2 separate regions of the Homo sapiens genome follow, and region 2 is linked to region 1. Evidence: chromatin contacts called from ENCODE Hi-C or POLR2A ChIA-PET data. All regions are on one chromosome and are shown on one strand. Each heading gives the region's core, a stretch centred on a gene start or an enhancer-like site at or near the end of the contact. The rest is flanking DNA. Distances are from core to core; before and after follow the strand shown.

Region 1 (4,926 bases), core at 836-3,335:
CAATGACTTCCGCTCCTTTTTCTTCTTATGTTTCTTTGGCAAAATAATTACTAAAAAAACAAACACAGGATTTGGGAATTTTCCCCAAGAATAAATGAAACAAGGGTTTAAAATAAAGACCGAAATTAGGGCAGGTAGGAAATGGATTTTAGGTCTACAATTACAGTCACATGCCACATAATGTTTTGCAAGTACAGACTGCGTATGTGATGGTGGCCCCCATAAGATTATAACAGAGCTGAAAAATTCCTATCTCCTAGTGATGTCTTGATGATCCTGACCCTGTGTAGGTCAAGGCTACTGTGTGTGCTGTGTTTGTGTCTTAGTTAACAAAAAAAAATTTTTTAAGAAAAAAATTAAAAAATTTTAAAATAGAAAACTTATAAATAAGGAGATAAGCAGAGAAAATATTTACGTACAGCTAAATAATGTGTTTGTTTTAAGCTAAGTATTATTACAACAGTCGAAGTAAAAAGTTTATAAAGTTACAGTAAGCTAAGGTTGATTTATTCTGAAGAAAAATATATTTTTATAAATTTAGTGTAGCCTAGGTGTACAGATTATAAAGTCTCCAGTAGTGTAATGTCTGAGGCCTTCACATTCAGTCACCGACTCAACCAGGGCAACTTCCAGCTCAGCAAGCTCCATTCATGGTAAGTGCCCTCCTCTACGGGTGCACCACTTATAACCTTGTGTACTATATATATATAATATACATACATATAATACATACATATATAATATACATATATACACACACATATTTATATATATATATAATTTTTTTTTTTTGAGACGGTCACACTCTTTCCCCAGGCTGGAGTGCAGTGGCAGAAACTCGGCTCACTGCAACCTCCTTCTCCAGGTTCAAGCAATTCTCCTGCCTCAGCCTCCCGAGTAGCTGGGATTACAGGCGTATACCACCACGCCCACCTAAATTTTTTGTATTTTTAGTAGAGACGGGGTTTCACCATGTTGGCCAGGCTGGTCTTGAACTCCTGACCGCAGGTGATCCGCCAGCCTGGGCTGGGATCACAGGCCTGAGCCACCGCGCCCGGCCCTGTGCTATATTTTTACTGTCCTTTTTCTGCTTAGACATGTTTAAGTACACAAACTCTCGACGCTGTGTCCCAACTGCCTACAGCATTCCGCACAATACCATGCTGTCCAGGTTTGAAGCCTAGGAGCCATACGCTACACCATATACAGCCTAGGTGTGTAGTAGCCTATGCCACCTAGGTTTGTGTAAGAGCCCTCTGATGTTCACACAATGATGAAATCGCCTAACGACCCATTTCTTAGAACGTATATCCGTAGGTAAGCGAGAAAACAAGGTGTGTAAGGCCAAATGTATGGGTCCCATGGCTGGGTAACTGACTGTAGGCTACTGCACGTGTCGGCTTCCCTTCCGGTTCACCACGTGGCTATGGCAGAGCTTAAACATCCCACAGAAGCGCTCACGCAGGGGGCCGGAAAGTTCCATAAGCGACCACTCGACTGTCCCCGCGGGCTTGTGGCCTCTAGAACTTTCTTGCAACTCGGAGCTCTATCCCTGCTCCGGGGTCCCTCCGCTCCTTTTCTTCTCGGCCCGTTTCCACTACCCTTGCTCCCCTAGTCGCATGGAGCTGTAACGGCGGCGTCCGGGCTGGCAGCAGCACAGACACTGCCACGTCCCACGCCACCGCGGGGTGGGCAGCACGGCAGATGTCTTTCGACGGCGACCCGGACCCCAGGGAGGTGAGAGGGCCGAGCCCCATCATGCCAAGTCACCGCGAGGGGCTCCCACTCTCGCGCCCTTGCCACGGAGCCAGGGCCGAGAGACAAGGCCGGCTTAAGGCCGGGCGGTGAAGAGGCCGACACGCCGGCGGGAACCAGAGGGAGGCGTGCGCGGGCCCCGATACCATCCCCCCACCCCCGTTCCCCGAGTCGCCCGGAGTTAGCACGGCCCGGAAGCCTGCAGCCCTTACCTTCCGCATCCGCCATGTTACCCTGCACCGCGTGCGTGCCGCCCGGTCCACAGCCGAGGGAACGACCGCAGACTCCCGCCGCCTTGGTCCCGTCAGGCCGCGCTGCTAGGACCCACCCACCCGCGCACTGCCCTGTGCGTGCCTTGCCGCGGGGCGGGAGGAGGCGGGGCCATCCCGGGGGCGGAATCCGAGGCGCCCGCTGGTCGTCTGCGCAATGCGATTTGCTGGCTCGGCCAGTACGGAGGGCGAGACCGCGCATGCGCTTCGAGCCTCAAGCAGCCTGGTTGGCCCAGGCTGGAAGCGCGAGTGCCGCCCGCCCCGACAGCCCGGAGTCTGTGGGCGTGGCCCCAGCTGTAGTTGCTTCACCTCCGGGTTTAGCTCCGCGCCTGCGCCTGGGCTCACGGCTGAACGCTCCGTAAACAGTACCTCTTTCTTTGCTTTCTCACACCGACCCTTTCAGGTTGCTGTTGGATCAGTCCTGATGCATAAGTGAACATGTTGAAGCTCGGAGAGGTTGAAAGGCCTTTGCTGCTTGCAGTTCCCATCCAGCTAGAGCAGATGGCCAATAGGAGTAGTGTGCGTGCCACATGTTGACTTTTAAATTTTCCAGCAGCAACATGAAAGAAGAGTAAAAAGAAAAAGGTGAAAATGATTTATAATGAATTTTTTTAACCCAGCGTATCCGAAATATTATCATTTCCACATATAGGCAAAACACAACAGTATGAATGGGGTATTTTACATTGGTTTTTTTTTTTTGTCCCCGCAAAGACTTTCCGGTGTGTGCGTTTATGCTCACAGCACACCTCAATTTGAACTCTACGACCGGGCTTCACGCCAAACAGCAGAGACAAAGCACTGGCACTAAATCTCATAGAAACAGGATGAGCCTGGGTATCATGATAGGCAGCAGGGCTGGAAGCTGGAACCAAACTGATTTCTCCCCAGGGATCTTTGGTGGTGTCTAATTGATCACAGTGTCCTGTAGTAAGCCATCATGATCTGTATAACCCCGGTAACTCTAGGTCTGGCTAAAGGCATTCTGCCTTGAATCACCACAATGGAAAATCATGGTGCCTCATCTAATTCCCAGATCTAGTCAGTCCACAGGCCAGAGCCCGTGAGGTGAGCCTGTAAAGGTGAGGCCAGGCACATGTAACGCTACAAGTGTGTACTTTCAGCCTGCCTCCTCCCTTCTCGTGGGACCCGTGGCCATTTACCAGGGGCTTGCACTAGCCCGTGTGAATCACTGGGGAAGTAGAATGCCACTTGGTCCAATGGTCAGAAGTGGAGTCAGCCCACGTCCCTTTCACTATCAGCCACCCTGTGGCTCTTTCCCCGGTTCTTGAATCCATACTTGTAATAAACACAATTGGTAGCTGGATAAATTCCCAGAGGGGCTTCCTGACTCAAGGACTGAGGGTGATAATGGAAGGAAAGAACAAAGGAAGCCTCTGGCACATTATCATAATTGAGTCCCTGGGAACTGATTTGATCATCTCACTGTACCCCAAGACATCATGCTGAGTGGACCTGATGCATAGGAAGTGGCAAATATTTCACCACAAGGTGAGAGAGAAGCCCCTTGAAAATTCAGGGAGGTGATACCTCAGTGAACTTCCTGGGCATGCAGTGGGCTGAGGCATGTTGAGACGGTCCCTCCAAAGAGAAAGACAAGTTGCCTTACTTGGAACCCTCTGCTTGCTAAAAAAGAAGCATGACACTCAGTGGGCCATTTTCTGGAGATGGCATACCCCATTAGGATGCTACACAGAGCCTTTTCCAAGCTTTAATAAGAGACTCACAGTTCAGCCCTCTGGAATTTGAAATAAACTTAAAGCTAAGACCTCCACACACAAAAAATAATAATTTGCCAGGAGGAAAAGCTCCTGGCTTGCTGTAATTATTTACTGAAACGGAATGACTGTGATACATGTGGTCTTAAGACCTGACCTGCCCATGATAAACTGGGTGTTGTCTGACCAAACCATGAGTACCATCAAGTACAATGATGCAGCCACTTTAGAAAATGGTCTGGCAATTCCTTGAAAGGTTAAACACAGAGTTACCATATGACTCACCAATTCTACTCCTAGGTATAGACCCAAGAGAATCGAAAATGGATTTTTAGATAGATGGTTGTACACATATGTTCATAGAAGAACTGTTCACAATAGCCAAAAGGTAGAAACAACCAAAATGAACAGATGAATAGATAAACAAAATGTGGTCTATTCATACAATGGAGCCGTAAAAAGGGATGAAGTACTGATCCATGCTACAACATGGATACAACATTGAAAGCATTATGCTGAGTGAAAGAAGCCATTCACCAAAGGCCACATTTTGTGTGATTCCATTTATAGGAAATATCCAGACTAGGCAAATCTAGAGACAAAAAGCAGATTAGTGGTAGCCTTGGCCTAGGAATTTAGGGGAACATGGGGAATGACTGCTAATGGGCACAGAGTTTCTTTTTGAGGTGATAAAAAAAGGTTCTAAAATTACATTTTGGTGATGGTTGCACAGGATTTCAAGAATTGTGGGATAGGATGGCCACTCATGATGGTTTGGGATCATCTAAATGACAGCCAAATTCCTCGAATTTTTGGTTTGGGTCACAGAGGGAATTTCTATAACAATGCTTAAGGAATTACTTATCTTTTACAGGCACAAGAATAAAACAACTAAAAACCAAACTTTAAAATTTTGACCCATCACCTTTCCAAATTACAAAACTCAGTGAGTTCGCAGCCTTCTCAGTTCTCTTAGTAAAGGTTGGGGCCACGATCAGAAAAGCATAGAACACTGGGATTTGAAATGGGAGTAAATTGGAGAATTGGGAGTCCCCAGAATCCCCAACTCTTACTGAGCCTCCATTGTTAAACAACCCCCACGTTTATCTGATTGCAGGTTCCCTTACTGTCTCATGAGGGAATTAGCAGGGAAGCAAAGGCAC
Region 2 (4,926 bases), core at 1,058-3,557, 260 kb before region 1:
CAGGAGGTGAAAGTCCCAAGAAAGGGAGAGAGCAAATGCAGTGTTAACTTCCACTGCATTCTGTAGGAACAGGCAGTCAGTCACAAACTCCCATCCAGATTCATGAAGAGGGAATATAGATCCCACCCCTGGGTGGGAGGAGTGTCAAAGTCACTAGGAAAAAGACCATAAGGAATGGAAAATATTGCTGCAATCAGGAAAATACAAACTGCCACAATAATCCTGGGGGCGGAGGCGGGCAAGGGAAAGAGGAGGGTTCAAGGAATTTCAAGGCTCATTATAAAGCTACAGTATAATATACAACTATCTTAATTTCAAGGCTTATAAAGCAATGACATTCAACACTGTCAAACTGACCCAAGGATACCCAAATATAGCAATGGAAGAGAATCCAGAATCCAGAAATAGATCCACACATATAGTCATTTGATTTTTAATAACTTAGCACCAAGGTAACTCAATGAAGGAAACAACAAATGATGTTAGAACTACTATATATTTGTGTTTCAAAAAAAACTACTCTCAACCTCTACCTTAAACCATACACAAAATATAATTCAAGAATTCATTCAGGATACATCACAGACGCCCATTTAGCAGAACAAAATATGGATGTCTGAGTACCTGGGTACTCCATGGCCTCTCAAGTAGTTAAATAATTTATTTTTCTAATGTAACAACAAAACATTACAGTTTTAACGTAATTTGACCAAGCCCCTTAGATCAACAGGTGGCTCCACTGGGGCTGCAGTGAGCTATGATTGTGCCACTGTGCTGTAGCCTGAATGACAGATCTAGTCCCTAAAAAAGGGAGTAGGGGGGAAGGTAGATTAAATGCGAGATATTTGGTCAGTCATTGGTCAAACACTGCTAAGCACTATGACAGACAAAAGTCAGCCAATAGCTTCGTTTATGAGCCCACAAAATCAATGATCACAGTTATTATGTGATCATCACTGTGATAACAATTGAAACTCATCTTAACCTCAAAATTTCTCACAACAATTTCCTAGGTGCAAATACCTGATCAACCTATAAGAGCAGTCTGCTCTTATAAAAGTCTATAAGAGCAGTCTGCTCTTATAAAAGTCTATAAGAGCAGTCTGCTCTGCAGGAAAATACATAATTATCACATTGCACATTCCACCTTCCCAGAGTCATCTAAAATTTAGCGGCGTGCTGGTGAAATGCTTAACAGTCGGCTTTAGGCAAGGGCTGATTTGTAGTGTAGCCAATTTCCATTGCGTATTCATTCATCGTGAGCATGACATTACTGAATTGTGAAACTACTGAACCCAGAGATGGGAAGAGACGCACAGTAGAGCACCATAGTATAGTATCTCCTCCACAAAGATACAATAGATGTATAAATAACCTCAAAAGTAAAGTAACAATAAAACATGGTAAATAATAAAAGTGATGAGTTTTTAGTATTTTCACTGCCTTTGTTTTTAACATAATTTACGTAATTTTACGTTTATATGATTGAGTTTTCAATGATGGCTCTGTTTAGCAATGGGATCCCGTGAGTCAGTACTAAATTAAATACAACCTAAACATTCAAAATAGGGTAAGACGCATAACTTAAAGACGTGCTCCACTGCGAATTACACGGAATCTTTGACTATGCCGACTAAACAGAAGGCTATTCCTAAGTACCATCCCATATGTGCTAGTTTTTCAAAACCAACAATAAAGCAGTTGGGGAGGTGCCTTGTACACAGAATGACGCCACGAGGCATTTGAGATGAACGTCCAAAGGGACAAAGAAGCCAGACCGCTTCCGAGAACGGGGACAGAATGTCTTCGGGCTTCTGCGCCGGGGGCGGCGCCGGAAGGCTGGGTGAGCTCCACTGGAGACGACACCCCAGGGTGGTTAGGCCCCAGACACGCGCGTGACCTTGGCCGGACCCTGGGAGCGGCTGAGCCAGGGGCGATCCCCGAGCGCCCTCCCCGTCCCCGCGCCGCTTGGACTCCCCGGGGAGCTCGGTCGCGACTGGCGGGCGCGGAGCCCTTCCCCTTCCGGAGCCCAGGAAGGCGGCTCCCCGCGGCGCCGGCCGCGCGCGCGCCCGCCCTTACCTTGACTGGACGCGGCCATTTCGGTGAGCTTGTCTCGCGAGGACACACGTAGAGGATCTGCGCGGTAGGCCGCGGAGTGGCGCGCAGTTGTCGCCACCACTTGGCTTCCGGCACGTGGGGCAGATGTTTCCATTCCCACGGCGGCAGCGGAAGAGGGAGGGCCGGGCGCGCCGCGGCTGCTTGCAGTCTCCGCAAGCGGCTACATCACAGAGCTCAGCGTGCGGTGTCACAGGCCCCGCGGTCCCGCCCAACAGATGCACCGAGATGCGCGTGCGCAGAAAGCGTCCCGGGGGTGAGGCTCCCTCCCTCGCTCTCCCTCTACTCCCGCCCCACTCTCCCCCACTTTCCCCCCTCCACCCACCGCGGCCGTCGGGGCTCGCTCGCTCAGTACCTGGAGGCGAGTTCCTGACGCGACTGCGACTCAATCCTCGCCTGGTGAAGAATATTTTACCTATGACTCACTGAAAATAAAGACGGCTGAGTGACCGTGTTTGTTCATGTAAACATTGAACAAATATTTATCGGCTTCTGCGATGTGTCCTACTCTTTTAGTGGAGGAAGACACATTTTATTTATGTATTTAATTTTTCTTTTGAATTTTACATGCGAGTTATACTTAATAAAACTCACTTCAAAATATACCTTCAACAGAAAATCCAGCAACAGTTTCTATTATGTTAGTTAAAACAGCCAGTCTTTTCCTTTACTTTTAAAAATTATTCATAAATGTAATTAGTGAATGATAATAAACATTGACATCTGATCCACTGCTTTAGGAGTGACACAAATGAAGTTAACTCAGGCTATTTTCTTTATAATCATTGTGCTATTGTTTTCTTTTTCTTTTCAATTATACTGCTTAATATAGGATTTTGTGGCACCATAGGAGTTGAGTAAAAATAAAAGGAATAAAAATATACCTTATCTGGCCGGGCGCGGTGGCTCACGCCTGTAATTTCAGCAGTTTCGGAGGCCGAGGCGGGCGGATCACGCGGTCAGGAGATCGAGGCCATCCTGGCTAACATGGTGAAACCCCGTCTCTACTAAAAATACAAAAAATTAGCCGGGCATGGTGGCGGCCGCCTGTAGTCCCAGCTACTCGGGAGGCTGAGGCAGGAGAATGGCGTGAACCCGGGAGGCGGAGCTTGCAGTGAGCCGAGATCGCGACACTGCACTCCAGCCTGGGCGACAGAGTGAGACTGCGTCTCCAAAAAAAAAAGAAAAAATACGTTATCTATGAAGATTTCCAATTTGATTTCTATTTATCACAAATGGCCACAGTACTCCTTTGTACTTTACCACATACCATATTGTATTCAGTAATTATTTGTGAATATGTAATTGATAATATTGTAGGTTTTAGAGAATCCTTGAAAACATGAAAATTTGGTAATGGGGTCTATTTTGATTATTTATTTATTTATTTATTTATTTTATTTTTGAGACAGAGTCTCGCTCTTGTTGCCCAGGCTGGAGTGCAGTGGCGCGATCTCGGCTCACTGCAAGCTCCACCTCCCGGGTTCAAGCGATTCTCCTGCCTCAGCCTCCCAAGTAGCTGGGACTACAGGCACGTGCCACCATGCCCGGCTAATTTTTTGTATTTTTAGTAGAGGAGGAGTTTCATCTTGTTAGCTAGGATGGTCTAGATCTCCTGACCTCGTGATCTGCCCGCCTCAGCCTCCCAAAGTGCTGGGATTACAGGTGTGAGCCACCGTGCCCGGCCATATTTTGATTTAAAATTTAGCAATAATAGATAAAATTTTCAATCAACTAAGCCCTTGGGCCAGGGAATGCTATTCCTTAAAAAGTGCTTCTATCAATATAGCCTCTGACTCATTACTTTGTTAATTTTTAAATTGTATTTCATTCCTGATTAACATTCCCACCCAGATTATTAATTATACAATCTGTTAACTGTAGAACCTCAAACATGTTGGATTGTACTGTATTTGTCTGGAAGACACATTTTTAAAACATTGTAATCGCTATAAGAGAAGCACTGGGAAAGAAAGGAGCTTCTATGCCTGCAGTGCCTGAGGAGCCCTTTAACAGTGTGCCCCGCCCCTAAGCTACTCATGCAGTCATCCCCATCCCAGTTAGTCAACTTTATTCCAAAAAACTTGGTGTTCCAAATTTTTCCTTCTCAAAGCCCACAGATCCAAAATTCATCAGCAGTTCCCACAAACGTTACCCTCACAATGAATCCAGCCATTTTTCACCCTCTCCAGTGGTACCATCATAGCCCAAGCCGCCACCATTTCTCACCCCCGGTTAACAGGCCACCCTCCTTCTACCCTTATCCTGCTAGAGTTTGTTTTATCTACAGTGATCAGAAAGATCAGCCTAAAAGATAATTCTGATCACCACCCTCCTCTACTCACAACCCGGCCGTGTCTCCCCATTGCCCTCAGTGTAGAAGTCAATGTCCCTTTGCTGAAATGCAACCTTAGTGAAACTTTCCATGACTAACCTCCTTTAAAATTGCAACCTGGTCCACCCTTACTCCCCCTTACCCCACTTCTCTTTTTTGCACAGCACTTATTTTACCTTCTAACATACTGTATAATGTACTCATGTATTGTAATTATTGCTTATCATCCCTCTTTCAGTTGCTTATATTTTTCATCAATGTGTACCCAGTGCCTAGGACAATATCTGTCTAGGACAAATGGGTAGTTATGTGGCTGTAGGCAAGCCATTTAACCTCTCTGTACCTCAGTTACTTTATCTGTATCCACTTTGCGGTGTTGTCATGAGGATTAAATCAGATAGCCTATGTGTAGCACCTGGCAGTGAATTTATCACCCTGTACTGTAACTGTCTACTTTTCTGTCTCCTCCATTGGAC

Evidence for each region. A loop is a pair of places that touch in the nucleus more often than their neighbours do. ChIA-PET counts read pairs that join two places held with the same protein, here RNA polymerase II (POLR2A). Pooled maps may share reads with other maps.
Region 2: a loop to region 1 is called in a map of OCI-LY7, with 5 times the contacts of the local background. The contact joins the promoter of FUNDC2 here to the promoter of DKC1 in region 1. A Hi-C loop is called at or near these places in 4 of 168 maps with a recorded cell type or tissue (OCI-LY7, naive thymus-derived CD4-positive, alpha-beta T cell and posterior vena cava), 8 of 37 single-sample maps with no recorded cell type and 14 of 50 pooled maps. POLR2A ChIA-PET finds 5 or more read pairs at or near these places in 2 of 52 experiments (Panc1 and activated CD8-positive, alpha-beta memory T cell).

Annotation. Positions count from the first base shown.
Region 1 is chrX:154,760,023-154,764,948 of GRCh38, reverse strand. It overlaps DKC1 (dyskerin pseudouridine synthase 1), which reads right to left and starts at 2,085. Exons shown (of 15, transcript NM_001363.5): 1 at 1,968-2,085; 2 at 1-50. The coding sequence starts at 1,983. RefSeq lists enhancers at 1,555-1,654, 2,405-2,464 and a silencer at 2,005-2,304.
Region 2 is chrX:155,024,225-155,029,150 of GRCh38, reverse strand. It overlaps FUNDC2 (FUN14 domain containing 2), which reads right to left and starts at 2,307. Exons shown (of 5, transcript NM_023934.4): 1 at 2,080-2,307. The coding sequence starts at 2,212. RefSeq lists an enhancer at 726-1,629 and silencers at 1,807-2,126, 2,397-2,486.